2 separate regions of the Homo sapiens genome follow, and region 2 is linked to region 1. A link is a contact called in ENCODE Hi-C or POLR2A ChIA-PET data. All regions are on one chromosome and are shown on one strand. The core of a region is the stretch at or near the end of the contact, and the rest is flanking DNA. Distances in the headings are between cores, read along the strand shown.

Evidence for each region. Hi-C counts contacts between places; a loop is a spot of excess contacts on that map. ChIA-PET counts read pairs that join two places held with the same protein, here RNA polymerase II (POLR2A).
Region 2: a loop to region 1 is called in a map of mammary epithelial cell, with 15 times the contacts of the local background. The contact joins two enhancer-like sites. A Hi-C loop is called at or near these places in 1 of 168 maps with a recorded cell type or tissue (mammary epithelial cell). POLR2A ChIA-PET finds 5 or more read pairs at or near these places in 2 of 52 experiments (Panc1 and activated naive CD8-positive, alpha-beta T cell).

What each region holds. Positions count from the first base shown.
Region 1 is chr6:134,287,020-134,293,843 of GRCh38, reverse strand. All of the region lies in intron 1 of SGK1 (serum/glucocorticoid regulated kinase 1), which reads left to right. Among named protein-coding and RNA genes, the nearest start is that of SGK1, 28 kb to the left of the region's middle. Within about 2 kb of position 5,288, at least 8 of the 41 ENCODE cell types and tissues checked have a DNase peak (open chromatin) inside an H3K27ac peak, as active enhancers do; they include mammary epithelial cell, where a contact is called at or near this core.
Region 2 is chr6:134,586,576-134,593,754 of GRCh38, reverse strand. No RefSeq gene overlaps it. Among named protein-coding and RNA genes, the nearest start is that of LINC03002, 50 kb to the right of the region's middle. Within about 2 kb of position 4,099, at least 4 of the 41 ENCODE cell types and tissues checked have a DNase peak (open chromatin) inside an H3K27ac peak, as active enhancers do; they include mammary epithelial cell, where a contact is called at or near this core.

The sequences.
Region 1 (6,824 bases), core at 4,039-6,538:
CTGCATTTTAGTTTGACATGAGCACTTTTCTGCCATGCGTCATCAAGGAATTATGAGGCCATTTGAGGAGGTGAAATGACTAGTTTTTGTAAATCAGATAATTATATCTGATTTATGTCTTCAGTGTCTCCATAAATCATCTTAATATTCAGGCTTCCTTGAGTTTGGCCTTATACTATTAACTTTTTCCTAACTCACGAAAGATAACCAATGTGGATTCCAAGTCTGCTTCCTTTTAGTAAGTGGTCTGATTTCTGTTCTTTTTGACATTTAAGTAGAAGATAGAAGTTCTTATTAAAGTAAATATTATCAAATCTTGAGGTTTAAAGGTTTGATATCAAAGTTTTATCTACACAATGTCAAAACCTGTTTGTAAAGTGAAACTTCTATCTAATCAAGGCTGTATGAATGTCAATCATACAGCCTAGGTGTTTTTGCTTGTTTTTCTTTTTAATAGTAGTTTGGCAAATAAATAAACACTGATCTAACTCTCTCATTTGCCTCTAACCTTAAGTTTTTACCATTTGGGGACATTGACCAGCAAAGCCTCTTGAAATATTAAGGCTAATACTCCTTTGCAATGTTATCTTGGTAAGTTGTAACTATTTAAGACATTTTTTGAAATATACAAATTGTTTTCAATGTAATAGTGAGATTTGTACAGCTTATTAGAAACTGGCAAATTATGAGCCATTTTACATTATCTAGATCCTAAAGTACAGATTGCAGGAGCTTAATTCTTCAGAACTTAAAAATATTCTCTCCCTCTTCGTGTCTTTTATGGCACACAGATGAAAACAGGGAGTTTATCTGAAAGCACAGTCTGGAAACAAGAGAGTTATCCAATTATGAAGATGATATACGATTTAGGGAATCACCTTCCGTGCCCATGGTGCTGTCATTTAATTTCCCTCTTTTGTCTTTTTTTATTCTGTCAAGTGAGAACTCTGACATTTTGATCATTGGGAAGATGTATCAGTAGTACTTCCAACCTTCTTTAAAAGACGGAAATATTTAAGTGACTGTTCAAGTCAGAATTCTTGATAGAGTAAGTGACTAGCTTAAGTGTTTTAAGGTCAGTCATGTCTACTGCCAAAAGCTTTTTACAGCCATTTCTTTCCTATTCAAATGCATTTTGGATCCTTTTCATCTTTTTCTCTCACTTTTCTGTATCTACTTAATCTAATGTTTGTAAAATAATTCCTTCTCCTAGAACATATAACCTATTCCTGGGCTTCATTTTCTTTTTTTTTGAGACAGTCTCACTTTGTCACCCAGGCTGGAGTGCAGTGGCGCAATCTCGGCTCACTGCAGCCTCTGCCTCCTGGGTTCAAGCTATTCTCCTGCGTCAGCCTCCCGAGTAGCTGGGATTACAGGCGCCAGCCACCACCCCCAGCTAGTTTTTGTATTTTTAGCAGAGACGGGGTTTCACCATGTTGGCCAGGCTGGTCTTGAACTCCTGACTTCAGGTGATCCACCCGCCTCGGCCTCCCAGAGTTTTGGGATTACAGGCATGAGCCACCGCGCCCGGCCCCCTGGGCTTCATTTCAAAACAAATTCCATTTGTGCAGAGTAATGAAGTCTTTGAGGTTTCACTAAAGGAACTTCTCTGGGTGTCACTTTCCTCATCTGTAAAACGAGTCTCACTTTCTTTGTCTATAAAATGGCAAAAGTTTGCTTCACCTCTAAGAGTGTACAATTTCTACAAAATGATTTGTTGTCTTGCCATAATATGTGTCAAAAAACAAAATTTCAAAAAATCTAGTGTTTTTTTTTTTTTTGAGAGAGAGTCTTGCTCTGTCACCCAGGTTGGAGTGCAACGGTGTGATCTCAGTTCACTGTAACCTCCGCCTCCTGGGTTCAAGGCTTGTCCCTCAGCCTCCTGAATAGCTGGGATTAAAAGCACGTGCCACCATGCCTGGCTATTTTTTGTATGTGTATTTTTAGTAGAGACGGAGTTTCACCATGTTGGTCAGGCTGGTCTCGAACTCCTGACCTCAAGTGATCTGCCTGTCTTGGCCTCCCAAAGTTGTTGGATTACAGGCGTGACCCATCGTGCCTGGCCACAAATGTAGTTTAAAGATTTCAGTTGGCTTTATTGCAATTTTAGAATCAGGCAACAGTTCATCCCATAAAATAGAATAAGTGTTCCAATCAGCTAAGCAAAGGGGATTAGCTTTATATAGACAGAGGAGGCCTGAAGAAAGAAACAAAGAACAAAGAGTTATTCGTCATTTTAAGGCTACTTTCCTTGTGAGGCAGAACAGGGAGACAGAACAATAGAAAAACAACTGATTAACATTAGGTGTCTTTAGGCCACTTTTCTTGCATAAGGATCAAAGCAAAGAAGGCTTTATTATCATGCCAACTGAAGACTGAAACTGGGCTGTGTGGGATATTGGCTGTTATCTCTCTTTGGATTTCTCGTAAGGTCAGATAACAACTTAGTTTGGGTTTGCTGATGTGGAACTGTAGCATAGGTGACTCCATTTTGATTTTTAGTCCGGTCTGTTGGGGCCTAGTGCAGGAGCTTAGTTCAACAGCCTCCTGTAATTTTTATTTTAAGTGTGTAACTAATGCCTACATCCACCGCTCTGCTACAGTAAGGAGGCCTGATTGATTCTCCTCTGGACTCCTTCAGAGGGCTCCTAACAGGGCGCTTCACTGCCTACCTTTCACTCCAAATCATCCCACACGTGGCTGAGCTGCAGCTCAGTATCTAATATGCAAGTCCTATTAAGATGTAGATTAGAGGCATGGACCTGGTTTGCTCACTGAATTCATTGCAAACCCTTAATGTGGCACCCAAGGCCCTCAGCAACAAGCCCTCAAGCAACCTTTCCTGCCTTCTCATCATCTTCTTCCCTACCTGCCTCTCAAATCACTCATCCATTCACTTCAATATATTTTTTGAGGACTGAATATGTGCTGAGCCCTCTGCTAGGTGCTAGAAACAATGATGGGCCAAACCAGATAAGTTCCAGGCAGGGCCCTGCACATGTAAAGCCCTGGGTGGGAAGACATGAGTAGTTTATAGGAGGTGGCCCAGAGACTTCTGTGGCTCAAGCAGAGAGCCTGAAAATAGGGAATATGTTTGAACAGCAAAGTAGAAAATAAACTAGCTAGGACTTCGCAGGCCTCCTTAAGAAGTTCTGTCATTATCTGAGGCACAATGAGAAGCTCCATGTATTGAACAGAGCTGCAGCGCCCTGCCATTTTCCTCCCCTAAGTTATTGCTTCTACGGGTCCTTCACTGTGAACTACACTCTTCATTTTTTCTGTCTCTGCTTGCTCAACTCACAACCATTATTTGGAACATTAATTTCAAGTGCCATCTCTTCCATGGAAAATGTCCTCCTCATCCCAAACCAAATGGAGCTTGTATTGCTGTCATTTGTCTTTGTTTTTTTTTTTTGACAGAAAATCACAGATTTATTGAAACAAAAGTACACTCCACAGAGTGGGAGTAGGCTCCAACAAGTCTTTTTCTTTTCTTTTCTTTTCTTTTCTTTTTTTTTTAGAGGCAGGGTCTTGCTGTGTCACTCAGGCTGGAGTGTAGTGGCAAGATCATAGCTCAGTGCAGCCTCGAACTCCTGCGCTCAAACAATCCTCCCACCTCAGCCTCCTGAGTAGCTAGGACTACAGATGTATGCCAACATGCATAGCTAATTTTTTTTTTTTTTTTTTTTTTTTGAGAAGGAGCTTTGCTCTTGTTGCCCAGGCTGGAGTGCAATGGCGTGGTCTCGGCTCACTGTAACCTCCCCCTCACGGGTTCAAACAATCCTCCTGCCTCAGCCTCCTGAGTAGTGGGATTACAAGTGCCTGCCACCACGCCCAGCTAATTTTTGTATTTTTTTAGTAGAGATGGGGTTTCACCATGTTGGTAAGGCTGGTCTTGAACTCTTGATCTCATGTGATCCACCCGCCTCAGCCTCCCAAAGTGCTGGGATTACAAGCATGAACCACTGCACCAGGCCACATAGCTACTTTTTTATTTTTTGTAGAGACAGAGGTCTCACTGTGTCGCCCAGGCTGGTCTTGAACTCCTGTGCTCAAGTGATCCGCTCGCCTCAGCCTCTGTATGTCTTTTTCTCTGCTACATATGAGACCTATAGGGTCTGATGTGGTAGCCACCAGCTACATGTGACTATTGAGCACCTGAATTGTGGCTAGTCTGAATCGAGATGTACTTTAGATGTAAAATACATACCAGATTTTAAACACAGTATGGAAAAAAAAAGAGAATATAAAATATTTCATTAATAATTTTATATTAAGTACAATTTAGAATGATAATGTTGGGGGTACATTGAGTTAAATAAAGTATATGTTTGAAATTAATTTCATGTTTCTTTTTACTTCACTTAATGTGTCCATTAGAACATTTACATTGTGTCTGTGGTTTATATTCTATTCCTATTGGACTGCACTCCTCTAGACTATACACTTCCTGAGTAGTAAAGGCTTATCCAATTATTCATCTGTTTATCCCCCAGGGAACACTAGCTTGTTCATAGTGGAAGAATCAATGAATATTGTTTAAATTCATTGCCAATTAAAAGAAATACTTTGCAATTTTAGTACACTACCTCCTTTCCACCTGAAATGTGCAGCCGAACTCCACAGTGAAAATGGGTAGACAAGGGAGACAGAGTTTTTTCCAGCCCCTATGAAGGCTAAAGGTATGGAACATGTGGTGTGGTCATGGAGGACACAGCAAGCCAAGACTGCTGATTCAGACAGGTTTCTCTATTTCCAAAACAAGAACTTTTATTGCAGAGTATGGAGGGAGCATTAGGACAGGAGGATCTTTGTGGTTTCTCACTGTATCTGTGGAAAAAATCTGAGGTTAAGGTTTAAATTAAACTGACATTTAAAAGAGCCTTTGTAGGCTCTTACTATGTGTATGTTAGCATCTGTTGCTATAGCTAAACTGACACTGATTATTATGAATGATGCTTTATGAGTGATGGAATAAAAATGTGGTTTCCTGCTTATGGACATTTCCTGGTGTTGGTTTCATCCTCTTTAATGATGAGATCAAGACCAGGGAAAATTACTAAGAGTATAGAAAACGTATCACAAAGAAAATATTATTAGGATACCAAGCATTTCTGAGATGGAAAAAAAAGTATTTAGAACTTCCGAATACCGCCTCTGTAATTTTATGAATTGTTTTGTTTCTGCTGGCTTCTGGTTTTGCAATCAGTTCTCCTTATGATTCACAGAGGCTCCCTCATGACTACCTTCACATGTGTTCCCCTTTTTGTTCAGAGACCTCTGAGGATGAACCAATGTATTTCTCATCATAAAATGGTTGAAGACATCTCTTTGCCCATTAGAAAGCCTAATTTCAAGGATTTTATGTTTTACCCTTGGAAAAGATGTTTAGTTTTAAACAGGCTTTTTCTCCAGGCGTATTTTCTACTGATCTCACAAAAGAGCTTCTGCTTCAACCAGACCTGTCTCCTCACTGTTCCTTGAAATGCCACTAGTTCTCTGTGTTTATTGCAACCTCTATCCTGCTACTGACCAAGGGTTCTCTCTGAATGTTTTACATTCAGACTCCACTTAAAAACTTGTCAGATTGCTACTGAAGTTTAAGTATGGAAAGAATTCTTGTAGTAGCCCTTCCCATAGGGCAATATCTCTTTTTACCATAACCAAGTTGCTCCTGTTTTAGCTTAGGCTAAACTTAATTTGCCTTCATTTTCCCCAGCTGTAAGAAGGGTCTTGGTAAACACTAACCTTCCGGTCTGAGTCATGTTTAGCCCTCATGATCTGAAGACATCCCAAGAGATCTCTTGTCTTAGTTTATGTTCCTTATCATTTTATCTATTAGAGTCACATCTTAGGTTAGGTAAGGAGATGGCATCTTTGTGTAAGACAAAATAACAAACATGAAAAGCTATGTTTACTCATTTCTGCTTGCCAACAAAGTAACTTCACAAAGCTCCTGACTCTGTGACAACATACAGCTCTCCAAAAGATACTTTAACAACAAAACAAAATAGAGCACAGGGTCCCCTATGTCTCTTGCATAGTACAAAATTACTTTCCATAAAAAAACTCTAATACATGTAAATACAAAAACACACAATTCATCTTAAAATGTACAAATTGATATTCTAACTTTATTAAGTCATTATCACATTTTCCAATCTACAACTCACTTTAATACTATTAAATATATACTATTATACACAACCTATACTATCCTTATAGTAGTCTTATTAAAATATTATATTAAATATAAAAAACCAAATCACAGTAAATAAAAAATAAATACAATCCAAAACGTATTTTCCAATAAATAGACAAATATACACACTAGGCCCAATACTCATTCCTTACTCCTACAACTCAAAATTACCAATCTTCCTTAAAAAAAAAAAAAAAGCCTTCTTATCTATATAAACAATCATTAATCTTATAAATACAACCAGACAATTAATTTATAACAAAAAAATTTATAGGACAAAATAACAAACATAAAAAAATTATATTTATTCATTTCTACTTGCCAACATAATTTTACAAAACTCCTGACTCTATAACATATAATTCTCCAAGGCTGGGAGTGGTGGCTCATGCCTGTAATCCCAGCTATCTGGGAGCCCGAGGCAGGTGGATCATTTGAGGTCACAAATTTGAGACCAGTCTGGCCAACATGGTGAAACCCCATCTCTACCAAAAACACAAAAATTAGCTGGGCATGGTGACATGTGCCTGAAGTCCCAGCTACTTGGGAGGCTGAGGCTAGAAAATTGCTTGAACCCAGAAGGTGGGGGTAGCAGTGAGCCAAGATGGTACCACTGTGACAC
Region 2 (7,179 bases), core at 2,850-5,349, 300 kb before region 1:
CAAACTTGAGCTTGTACTTCTGCAGTGACGTTAAGAAGAAAAACAAATCTCATTTAGTCACTTGTGATTTAAACACACGTACACACAAGGAGTAAAGGCCAGGTGCAGCTAGCATTTATTTCTCTGGAGTTGACAGGCTTCAGAGATGATCGTAATGTGATGACATCTTACAAATAATGCATGACCTCCACTTTTCCAGACACTGCAGCTTTATGATTGATGATCAGCTCTGCCTCCCTCACCTGTTATTATTCCCTTTGTTGAGTGCTTGTCTATGAAAAGATTTCACTTTTAAGACATGCAGTGCCTAAAATTAAGAACAGCAAACTTCATCTTCTCTTTTTTGAGCAGGGGGATGTATTTTAAATGCCTAAGGCCAGATAACTTTGATTTTAGAGGGAAGCATTGTACAACCTAGGAAGGGAAAGGCAAAGCCTGGTCTAGCTCCAGAATGGCAGAGCAGAAACTCTTCAGCCCAAAAACTGCTGAGCAGCCTCAAAGCTGCACACCTCCTCCCGGGACCCTGGCAGGAGGTACAGTACAGGTCAAGAGTTCAGACACTGCATGTTTTTCCAAGGAATAAATGTACCATAGTCACATCTCAGCTCTCAGTTGGGGACACAGGAAGGGTAGGGGAGAGTTTGATTCTTCTGTGGTAGAAATGGTTATTTAAAATAGCAGTAGGGAATTGTTCAGCTAAATTATGGTATAACCACTCAGTGGACTATTATCCAGAACTTTAAAGTGAAAATTTTAAGATACGAAATAACCTAGAAAAATGTTACAATAAAATTTTAGTGTAAAAATCTGAATGCTCAATTTCATCAGTATTATAATTGCAGTGAGTGGGAAGAAATATGGAATAAAAAAAGAAAATAGATGATATGCTATATAGGGGCACTGGGTTTTTTTTCCCTTTTCATATATTTACAACATTTGTTATTGCATAATAAAAATTATTGCACTATTTTAAAAAGTGAAGCCTAGTCTTAAAGATTTGATCTTGCCACTAAATTCAATTTTAAGGCCTCTTATTCCCTAAGGAATATCCACTCCCCATTTCTCTCTCTTTTTTAAATATCCAGAATCTGTGAGCAATAAGAATGTATAAGGTAGCATAACTCTAGAGAATTTACAAGAGAATCTCTGAAGTTCAAGCATAACATCAGCACTACCCTATTAAAATTTACATAAAAACCTTTCTTTCCTTTTTCTAAGTAGTACTAGTGTATTAATTATTTAAATAAATTTCTTTTTTGTATAGTTTTTGATTTACAGAAAAATTAGAACAATAGTATGGACAGTTCCTATATACCTCATACCCAAGCTCCCTAGTATTAACATCTGATCTTAATGGGGTATTTTTGTTAAAATTAATGAACCAATATTGTTAAATTATTATTAACTAAAGCCCATATTGTATTCATATATCTTTAAAGTTTACCAATGTCCTTTCTCTGCTCCAGAATCGCATCTAAGATTCCATACTTAACATTTAGTCGTTGTGTCTCCTTGGGCCCTCATGGCTGTGAGTTTCTCAGACTTTTCTTGCTTTTGATAACCTTGGCTGTTTTGAGGAGCATTGGTCAGGTGTGTTTTAGAATGATCCTCGGCAGGGATTTATCTGATGTATTTCTCATGTTTAGACTGGGGTTTTGGGTCTTTGGAGGGTAGACCACAAAGTGAAGGGTTGTTGCTACCCCATTTATCAAGGCTGCACACCATGAACATGACTTACGCTGTGGATGTTGACCTTGGTCACCTGGTTGAGGCAGCGAAAGATCTTTTTCACTGCTTCAGTAAAAAATCCAGGTGTAGCTAGCATTTATCAGGTGTATTTAAAGCATTTATGCAGCTTTTGGGCTGCTTAAGCAGATCTTTCACTGCTTGAGTATCTGCCAAGAGTAAAAAGAGTCAAAACAAACATGGCAACCAAATAAATAAGCAACAAGCAAACAAACATGGCAAGACTTTAACCTGGGACTCTCAGAATTTATTAAATAAGAAAGCATCACTCTTCACATGGATCCCCTTTTCTCCTCTCCATACACCATCTGCCTCCGCCTTTCCTGCCTTGGCACCTGTATTTGCTTTTATGTATATCTTAGTGTGATTCTATTTATATATAAATATATGTTCATATTTAAATCATTTCAGAAATTGAAGTGATATAGATCCTCCAAAACTATTGAGGGGGTGTCCAATGTTGAATTTTGTGCTGTGAAGATACAAGCCAGATTTTTACGTAGAGGTGGAGATTATGTATTTAAAAACATCTTTCCTCCATTCTGACAGAATAAATAAATTTCATAGCGTTGTCAAGCAAAAACATCCTGCAAATGATGAGGGTTAAATGCCTGACCCTTCACAAGTCTGTTGGGGGATAAGACTTGCATCTCAGGGAGTCACCGGGGAAATTGTTCTAAGAAGCCACATTTGCCCCTCGATTTGTTTTTTGGTTTGTTTGTTTGTTTGTTTGTTTGTTTGTTTTTGAGATGGAGTCTTGCTTAGGCTGACTGCCCAGGCTGGAGTGCAGTGGCGTGGTCTCGGCTCACTGCAACCTCTGCCTCCTGGGTTCAAGCGATTTTCCTACCTCCGTCTCTGAGCAGCTGGGGTTACAGGTGCCTGCCACCATGCCCAGCTAATTTTTGTATTTTTAGTAGAGACGGGGTTTCACCATGTTGGTCAGTCTGGTCTCGAACTCCTGACCTCAAGTGATCAGCCTGCTTCAGCCTCCTAAACTGTTGGGATTACAGGCATGAGCCATCGTGCCCAGCCTGCCCCTCAAATTTTGATGTCTCCCCTGTATCTGACTCATTGAGATTGCTTGATAAAAATGTGTTGAATGAAAAGCTGAATATTTTAATAAAGAGCCAAGAGCATATTAAAAATAAAGTTTCCTAGAGATACTGGCCACTTTCGGCCCGGCCACAGGCCTTTCTGGGGAGTGTGCTCCATCTGTAGTCTTTGCTCTGTAAACTCATGAGCTGCACCCCACACACGCACAGAGATTTCAGAAGCCTGACCTCAAGACAGCCAGCACATAGGTTTGCCATCACATACTCAGGAGCTGGCACACAAAGATGAGCTGGGCCAACCAGAGTCTTTCCTTTGGCAATTTGGACTCAACAACAAGGAATGAATTGCCAGGAAGTAATTTTATTGGAGCTGTCAAATTGCCACAGGCTCACGTAAGCCAAAGCCACGTGCAAGATGAAGTTATGACGTGGCATAGAAAAGAGAGAAAAAGCTGGTCAGAAAAGAATGTCTTTCACAAAGAAGGGAACAACAAACACCGGGGCCTACTTGAGGGTGGAGGGTGGGAGGAAGGCGAGGATCAAAAACTACCTGCCGGGTACTAAGCTTATTACCTGGGTGACGAAATAATCTGTACACCAAACCCCCGAGACACACAGTTTGTCTACGTAACAAACCTGCACCTAAAATAAAAGGTTAAAAAAAAAAAAGAAGAAGAAAGTGATGTCACCGAGAGATACTGAGTCAGAGAGGTCATGAGACAGGGGACATGAAAGAGATCAAAGGAGAGAGACCAGGGCCTAAAACTGGGGAACATCTAGGGCCTTATGACCTTCTGATCCATTCTGGTCTGTGTGGATATTTTCAGGTAACACCCAAGCCCTGCCCTGAAGTAAAGTGGGTCTCTGTTCCTTAGAGGTCAAAGAGCATTATTTAAAACAGTTAAGTTCCCTAGGAACCCAGCCCCCAAACAGCCTACTAAATTTTTCAGAGCTGAATAATTTCCCTTGCAAAAGGGGAAGATTTTAAATATCTTAGAACTGTGGATCCTACAGTCAAAATTCCCAGTTTACCGGTTGTCAAAAGGTTTGTTTAGATATAGTGCAGGAAAGAGGGAGAAGATGGGAACCAAGTGGCCTTCCCACGGCTTCCCATGGCTTCCCACAGTTAACTTGGAGCTCTTTTCCCAAGTCACACCCATGCTATTTTCCTGCCTCCTGGATGAAGCCTGTTGCAAAAGCTCTGAATTCCAACCTTGCAAATGCACCCGATGATGCATATAGCTGCTTGCTCCCGGAGGCTACTGGGCTGCTTCCCTTAGTCATAACGTAGGCATGGATCTTTCCCATCAGTGATGACGTTTTTACAAGATCAGTTATGTTATGAGTTTGTTGAGTAATAACACTGAATTTGTTATTTTATAAATGTGCAAAAACATGACCAAAGAGTGTCTTAAAACATGCCACAAGTAGAATGTTATGCATAGTAACAGATTTAAAGACATTAGTATAAAACTCAGTAGCTATTCAGACCAACAAAATCTGAAAAAATAAATATTTGAATATTTATGCTTCTCTTGAACATAGTCTCTGCTTCTTTTGCATAGTAACTTATTTGTTCCTTTTAAAGTATATTTGTTGATAGTTTCTTGGATTTCGACTTTCTGATTTGGGGAAAAATTTTTAGTCAATTTATGTAAAAGTATAATTGTGGAGTCTTCAATGGATTCTTAAAAAACTATTCTTTTTTTTGTAATAGAAAATGTTTGGCCCTTTTTGTGCTTCATGGATTTGTTGAGTATAAAATTTGAGAAGATTTTATTAGGTTATACTTTTGCCTGAAAAGTAGAATTACCTAATTAAGTTATATAATTATATTATAGAACTGAATTAGAATTGTTTTTAAGCTAAGTAACACATCAGGAGAGTGGCTAAGTTTTGTTGATTGTGAAATCAATTTTTATTCAGTTTTACTTTTTAAGTAAAGCCTGATGAAGGACAAGACCAAGATGTCAAACAGATAGAGTGAGAAACTTGGCAAAGCTAGATTCTTGAATTGAATTTTGTCTCATGTTTGAAGTTGAGGTTTCCCCAAGACTGGCTACAAACTTTATATTTTAGCCACTAAAATCTGAAAGAGTCTTGCTGTATCTGAAAGGACAGAACATTTATGTATTTCACCAGGATAACTCCTGGGGTGCCTGCAGTGTTGAGTAAGCTTTCACTCAACATTGCCTGTGGATTTGAAAATGTAGCAGGGTAGGGTGGTGCAAAGAAAGGTAGAGCTGGGTGTGTGGACTTTGCCAACCATCAAAGCCAACAGCCCTTGTGTGTTCAATGCTTTATGTATTCAATGGTTCACTTATAGAGGGACTGTGAAAATTTAACCTGAATTATTCCTGTGACCTAATAACAGGATCTCCAAACAGCCCAAACTCCTTTGGTTTAGAGAATGCCTTTGTCTATATTTGCTTTATTACGTGAAGATAGACAGACGCTTTATATACAGGGGGCATGCATAAGCCTACCTATTTGAATTGGTGTGTGTTACATCTATGGGGGACTGAAGCACCAAATGAATAGACCTAGACCCTATAATTTCTTTCTTACACATATGTAATCATATTACCAAAACAAAGCAATCCTCAGCTGCTATATACATATGTGTTTGTTTGTGTTTCCAGGCATTATAGATTATGTTCATTTCATCTGCATCATTTTCTTGGAAGCTGCTAATGGGTTAAAAGCATGTCTCCTCTTTTCCCTGGAAGCTGCCCACAGTGCCTGAGATAATGTTGTGCCCACAGAGATGGTTCAGAGAACACGGTGGTCCCTAAGAGATGACTAAGCTAAATATGGGAAGAGTAAATTATTTTCTGTTTCCTTCGTTCCTTCCTTCCTTCCTTCCTCCCTCCCTTCCCTCTCTCTCTCTCTCCCTCCCCATCCCTCCCTCCCTTCCTTCCTCCCTCCCTCCTTTTCTTTTCTTTCTTTCTTTCCTTCCTTCCTTTCTTCCTTTCTCTTTCTTTCTTTCCTTCCTTTCTTTCTCTCAAATAAAGAAGTTTGTTTTTCATTTCTCTTCACACACTTTGTAAAATACATTGCTTATGGCACTCACATCAGAAGCTCCTTTTCTATTTTCACCATTTAATTCTAGTCGTTCCCTCAAATTACAAAAGTGCTAAAAATTATAAATATTTCTGAGGAAAACAACATAAAAAGTCTTGTGAAACTTTATACAAATGGCACTTGAATTTTTTTTAATTGCTTCTTAGACTCTTTTTTTCTTTCTTTCTTTTGTTTTTTTTTTTGAGACAGAGTCTCACTCTGTCACCCAGGCTGGAGTGCAGTGGCATGCTCTCCTCACTACAACCTCTACCTTCCAGGCTTAAGCAATTCTCCTGTCTCAGCCTCCTGAGTAGCTGGGATTATAGGCATGTACCACCATGTCCAGCTAATTTTTGTATTTTTAGTAGAGACAGGGTTTCACCATGTTGGCCAGGCTGGCCTTGAACTCCTGACCTCAGGTGATCTGCCCACCTCAGTATCCCAAAGTGCTGGGATTACAGGCTTGAGCCACTGCACCTGGCCTGAGCCACCACATCCCGCTAGACTTTTCAACCAAAGTGGTTTAAAATGGCAGGGGGTCATGAACACAAACCCAGAGTCCCTCAGTCTCAGGCTAGTCTTCCAACTTACTGCTGTAAACCCAACATTTCTTGGATTTCTCCTCTTTCATCTTATTCATTTTTCCTTCTGCCTTGTAATAAATATTCAGATTTGATTTCACGTAATTTCCTTGAAATCTTCACATAAATGTGGATACTCTTGAGAGATGTACCTCGTATTTCCCATGAGCTGGCTGCAAACACACACGTTGATACGTACACTCCAGTTTGAGAAGCATGAGCTAAGAATATCAGGAGGCCAACTCTTTTGCTATTGTTAAAGAATAAGCTGCCGGGCGCAGTGGCTCACGCATGTAATCCCAGCACTTTGGGAGGCTGAGGCAGGCGGATCACGAGGTCAGGAGATCGAGTCCATCCTGGCTAACACGGTGAAACCCTGTCTCTACTAAAAGTACAAAAAATTAGCCAGGTGTGGTGGCTGGCGCCTGCAGTCCCAGCTACTCGGGAGGCTGGGGCAGGAGAATGGGGTGAACCCAAGAGGTGGAGCTTGCAGTGAGGTGAGATGGTGCCACTGCACTCCAGCCTGGGCAACAGAGTGAGACTCCGTCTCAAAAAAAAAAAATGCTACTTCACCTATGACTGAAAGCATTAATGACATGTGATTTAAATGTAAAAAGTAAATTATCAAGTTTAAGGTATCCTATAATGAAAACTTATGATTCTGAATTTTTGTTAATAAATGATTTATTTTTAAAAGCTTTGCCTAAAAAAGTATTTAAAAGAATAATAATTTTTAA